Regions from separate parts of the Homo sapiens genome. Here region 1 is linked to region 2. The links are chromatin contacts, found by Hi-C or POLR2A ChIA-PET in ENCODE. All regions are on one chromosome and are shown on one strand. Each heading gives the region's core, a stretch centred on a gene start or an enhancer-like site at or near the end of the contact. The rest is flanking DNA. Distances are from core to core; before and after follow the strand shown. Region 1 overlaps MARK3 (microtubule affinity regulating kinase 3). Region 2 overlaps MARK3 (microtubule affinity regulating kinase 3).

Evidence for each region. Hi-C counts contacts between places; a loop is a spot of excess contacts on that map. ChIA-PET counts read pairs that join two places held with the same protein, here RNA polymerase II (POLR2A). Pooled maps may share reads with other maps.
Region 1: a loop to region 2 is called in a map of adrenal gland, with 1.9 times the contacts of the local background. The contact joins two enhancer-like sites. A Hi-C loop is called at or near these places in 1 of 168 maps with a recorded cell type or tissue (adrenal gland) and 4 of 50 pooled maps. POLR2A ChIA-PET finds 5 or more read pairs at or near these places in 6 of 52 experiments (A673, H1, Panc1 and 3 more).

What each region holds. Positions count from the first base shown.
Region 1 is chr14:103,433,609-103,436,308 of GRCh38, forward strand. The region is part of intron 3 of MARK3 (microtubule affinity regulating kinase 3); the gene reads left to right. Among named protein-coding and RNA genes, the nearest start is that of MARK3, 50 kb to the left of the region's middle. Within about 2 kb of position 1,428, at least 3 of the 41 ENCODE cell types and tissues checked have a DNase peak (open chromatin) inside an H3K27ac peak, as active enhancers do.
Region 2 is chr14:103,498,986-103,501,752 of GRCh38, forward strand. MARK3 (microtubule affinity regulating kinase 3) reads left to right here. Exons shown (of 18, transcript NM_001128918.3): 17 at 1,171-1,215. Among named protein-coding and RNA genes, the nearest start is that of CKB, 22 kb to the right of the region's middle. Within about 2 kb of position 1,371, at least 9 of the 41 ENCODE cell types and tissues checked have a DNase peak (open chromatin) inside an H3K27ac peak, as active enhancers do.

The sequences.
Region 1 (2,700 bases), core at 178-2,677, 65 kb before region 2:
TCGGAGGCGGAGGTTGCAGTGAGCCGAGATCACACCACTGCACTCCAGCCTGGGTGACGGTGAGACTCTGCCTCAAAAAATAAATAAATAATAAACTGTCCTGTTTGGGAAATTAGCTGTTATCTCCTTTTCTTCTGATTTCTAGGAAGGTCAGATAACAACTTAATTTAGGTTTGGGAATGTGGAATCTTAGCAGGGATTACTCCATTTTTAATTTTAACCTGGTTTCCTGGGGCCTAATGCAGGAGTTTAGTCCCAAACAATGGCTTCCTATAATTTTTATTTAACAATTCTTCCCTTTTGGTCAGGCTTTCACCTAGGTAAGAGTGTAACCAAAACCTAGGATATCCCTGCTGTTCTCAGTTGCCATCATTTTGAGTTTCCCGTTTCAGCATGCCGTTGACAGGGTGTTCTCATTATCGTGTGTTTCTTTTGAGTTTTTGTTGTTCTAGCCAGAGAGAACCATTTGACATCTGATAGGTGGCTACATGGAGACACTTAACACTCTGGGAGGATACAGCGTACCAGAGAGACTACCATTATGACTATCATGAGGATCACACCAAGCATTTAGAGTATGCTCCTAAGCCAGGGTTTTTATGAACCAAATCAACTAAAATTGTATAGCCAAACAAGGAGTCTGCCAATTTTAACCAAGTTGTCCGCTCTACCATACCCAAATCGCAACGAGAAGTGTCATGAACTGCACAGATTCCTCCATGTTTAGTAGGCATCCCAGCATTCCGTGACCGGGCTAAGTATAAAGCAGGGAGTGCAAGTTACCCACAGAAGCTACTGACTGTGAAATTTTAGCTACAGCATGATCCTGCCAAACTGAAAGAGGTAGGCATTAGTAAGGAAAAATTAAGAGGGGCAAAAGCATTGTTATGAAGTCTTGTTATTATGACAGTCTTGGGAAAAGCTGTCCATAGCATGCAGTCCACAACTTCTCGTCCTGGTTCGCAGTTTGAATGTCTCTGGTTGTGGCATCTGGCATTCTGGTGAATTCTCTGTGTGGCCTACACATCAGGCATGAGACTCGAAATTTACATCAAGCTGTCAGCTTTGGTTTATAGGGCTTCTGAAATTGAGCAGCTCATTCTTCATTGGCAAGTTGTAGCCAGATATTAAAGAAAACTAGAAGAATTCAGAATCTAGTTCAGTCAGGAATAATCTTATCAGGTCATTTCTGGAAGTCAATTCTGTGAATTAATATTTTAGCAGCGTTTTTTGCTTCTAATTTCAAATTGGAAGGTATAGGGTTATTCATTGTGCCCCTCAAGCCTGGTCCACTCCGATACCCCTCAAGCACCAGACACCTACCCAGGAAGAGGGAGGCTGTTTTCTTTTTAAAGCTAGTATTTGCTTTGGAGCCACTGTTAGTGCTTAGAGCTCTGTAGCAGTAGCAGTAGTGGCCTTTTTTGGCGTCCTAGGGAATCTTGGTCATGGGATGTAGCAGGGAAACTTATAATTTGAAAGCAAGGAGAACCAGTTCATGCTTTTCATGTGGTCTGTCGTGTAATGACTTTTACTGCTGCCACCACTGGGTTATTTTGGGCACTGTTGATTTAGTTTTCTTAAGCCAGTACTTTTCAACCCTTCTTGTGCATTAGAAACATTTGTGGAGTTTGAAAAAAGCATATTTCCTTCACAGTACTTTCCTCCCTAGAGGTCCTATCTTGGCGGGTCTAGAAATGTGGTGATCTCAGTACACACCCCAGATGAGAATGGCTCCTAGTCTGTCTTCACTTCCCCCAAAGTTCTTAATTTCTCTCTTCTTCCAATTTTACTTATTTTTATTTATTTATTTATTTTTTTGAGACGGAGTCTCGCTCTGTCACCCAGGCTGGAGTGCAGTGGTGCGATCTCAGCTCACTGCAAGCTCTGCCTCCTGGGTTCACGCCATTCTCCTGCCTCAGCCTCCCGAGTAGCTGGGACTACAAGCACCCGCCACCACGCCCGGCTAATTTTTTGTATTTTTAGTAGAGATGGGGTTTCACCGTGTTAGCCAGGATGGTCTCAATCTCCTGACCTCATGATCTGCCCGCCTTGGCCTCCCAAAGTGCTGGGATTACAGGCGTGAGCCACCACGCCCGGCCTATTTATTTTTTATTGATTGAGTGATTGATTGATGGGGTCTTGTCCTGTTGCCCAGGATGGAAGGTAGCAGCAAGACCAGAGCTCACTGCAGCCTGGAATTCCTGGGCTCAAGTATCTTTCCACCTCAGCCTCCTGAGGTAGCTGGGACTATAGGCGCGCACCACCACACCCAACTAAAGTAACCTATTTTATTTATTTATGAGACGGAGTCTCCCTCTGTTGGCCAGCCTGGAGTGCAGTGGTGCCATCTCGGCTCACTGCAACCCCTGCCTCCCGAGTTCAAGTGATTCTCCTGCCTCAGCCTCCCAAGTAGCTGGGATTACAGGCACCCGCTGCCACACCCAGCTAATTTTTGTATTTTTAGTAGAGACAGGGTTTCACCGTGTTAGCCAGGCTGGTCTCGAACTCCTGACCTCAAGTGATCCACCCGCTTCAGCCTCCCAAAGTGCTGAATTACAGGTGTGGCCACCGTGCCCGGCAAAGTAACCTATTTTAAAGATGACCCCTTCCCCAAATATTCTAAGTTTCATAGACAGCTGCTACTGCCACTGCCACTGCTGAATATTTTCTCCCTCTCTGGAACTCTTCCTAGGAATGCCT
Region 2 (2,767 bases), core at 121-2,620:
GAAAACAAGCATAAAATTCAAAGCTACAGCCTCATTTGATTTGGCTTTTTCAGAAATTAAAATGTGAACAGCTGCGTAGCAGAAATGTTTTAATATTTTCAGAGTTGAAAGCCACTTTCCAGCAACCACTGAAGAAAGAGTATCTCATTATTTTTACTTAAAGCACTACAGAAAGTGGTGTTCTGATTTTATTAATATTTTTTAGGCCAGGCATGGTGGCTTATGCCTGTAATCCCAGCACTTTGGGCGGATCACTTGAGCCCAGGAGTTCAAGACCATCCTGGACAACATGGCAAAACCCCGCCTCTACAAATAATATAAAAATTAGCCGGGCATGGTGGCACGCATCTGTGGTCCCAGCTACTCAGGAGGCTGAGGCAGGAGGATCACCTGAGCCCTGGGAGGTCAAGGTTGCAGTGAGCCATGATCATGCCACTGTGCTCCAGCCTAGGGGAGTGAGACCCTGCCTCAAAAAAGAAAAACATATTTTTTGATGGTGATAATCAAGAAACCAAAAATATTGCTTTCTTAATGCACACATGAGGCAGGAAATCTTTCCTGAAGGGCTACATTGTACCTGTGCCTCTCAAGTCACCAGAAGGCCAAGCTGCAGGTCAAAACTGCGGGAAAAGCACTTTCTTCCTGTTGGCAGTTCCATTCTATTATTATTTTTTAATTGATCTTCCCACTTGTCTGATTTTTCCTTGGACAGAACAGGTAATAACTGAATATAGAATCCAGCTGATAGCCTCATTGGCTTTTAATTGGAAACCCATTATACTGTGTGGCACAATTAGAAAGTGAGAATAACCCCATTCTGAGGCCGAGTGTGCTCAGGCTGAAGAGCCAGCAGGAGTGCCCGCTGTGCGTGCGTGGTGTGCGGTGTGTGCAGTGTGCAGCGTGCAGCGGTATGGCATGCAATGTGTGTGATGTATGCAGTGTGCAGCATGGAGCTGGCCCCTGTGCACACCCCTGCAGCCTTGTGGAAGAAGGTAGCGCTGGCTCAGTCAAATGAGAGGAAGAGTTTTCATAAGCCCGGCTGGTGTTTAAAACGTGTTTTGGCTTTGTTCATTTTATGGTGTTGGTGTTGGTATTGGTGGTCATGTACTGGCATGTAAGATTTCTTTTCTCTTTCCCTCTTCTCTCTGCTTCTACATTCTGTTCATTGAGGCTTCCAACTGAATATGAGAGGAACGGGAGATATGAGGGCTCAAGGTGAGGGAAATGATTTTTACTTAAAATTTTTTTCAGGTGTTTACTTCATTTCTGTGGCAGAGGCGACTATTTTCTGAATGTTCCCTACTGTATTCCTGCTGTCTCTGTAGGAGTTACGTAGAGAGGGTGGCCACAAGGGGGCGCCAGCCTGCCATGAGCACCGTCCAGATCCAGCTTGGCCTCCGCTCTACATTTGTGTTTGTGTTCAAAGCACGGCGAGGCCTTCAGCCTTCCTGCCTGGGCGTTAACAGCCTTTGGAGGTCTGGGTTGGGTAGCAGTGCTCAGAGAAATAAGCCCTCAGTTCATCACTGACCCCTCACATGGTTCTCTTCACAAGGAATAAAAGCAAAGTACTTAATAGAATGTCCATATTTCAAACTAGATATGTTTTCTTCTAAGAATGGTGATTATATAGTTGAGTGTTTTGCTTTTCTTTTTTTTTTTTCTGAGACACGGTGTCGCTCTGTCACCCAGTCTGGAGTGTAGTGGCGTGATCAGGGCTTACTCGAGTTCCCAGGCTTATGCGATCCTCCCACCTCAGCCTCCTGAGTATCTGGAACCACAGGCACTGCCACCATGCTGGCTAATTTTTGTATTTTCTGTAGAGATGGGGGTCTCGCCATGTTGGCCGGGCTGGTCTCAAACTCCTAGGCTCAAGTGAACCTCCCACCTCAACCTCCCAAAGTGCTGGGATGACAGACATGAGCCCCCGCACCCAGCCTTGCTTTTCCATTTTGTATAGTTATCATTGCATGGATTTGAGGGGAGGCAATCACCAGGTAGCCTTAGGACTCTATGTCCCTTGTTCTAGGTCTCTTCCACTTGTGCCCTTTTTTTATGCCAGTCACCAGCAGGCTATTTCAGGTCCTCATTCACCGTTTGTCCTTTTGGTCTTTCTAAAAGCCCGCTTCTGGTCATATGACCTTTCTGAATTAAAACCTTCAGTGACCTCCACTATTTCACCTGGCCACGTCCCTGCGAGGCCCTGAGTGGCGTGGTCCAGGCTGCCCCAGCAGCCCCAGCTCTGCTGCCCCATCAAGGCAGAGCACTAGGGTGAGTGCCAGGCAGCATTCCCTCTCCAGGCCTACCCATCCCAGCCAGGAGCAGGCTCTAGATCCTGGTTTGTTTCCCCACCCATAATAGGAAGGTGACATAATAGGACCTACGTGGGCATCAAGTAAGTTGGGGCCTGACCACCACAAGTGCTCATTAAGTGCCACCAGCTGTTGTGGGGGTGATGACACTGTGCCTCCAGTTCCACTCAGTCTGTGTACTTTATTATGCCACAGACACATCCTGTACTTTCCTACCTCCCCTTTGGCTGTGATCCCCTCTACTCAAAACAAACACTCTTCCCTATCTTCATTGCATTTTGTTGAAATCCCATGGCTCTTCATAGCTCTCCTCAGATGCAGGCCCACCCCCACCCGTGCTGTTTCCTCCTTGTCTCATCCTGCCTGTCACGTTCTCCTGCTCGGCGGGCTCCACCTCTTCTGCTGCCCTCTAGGAGATGGCCAGCCTTTCCTGTGCTGCCACTGTTGTCTCACCTTAC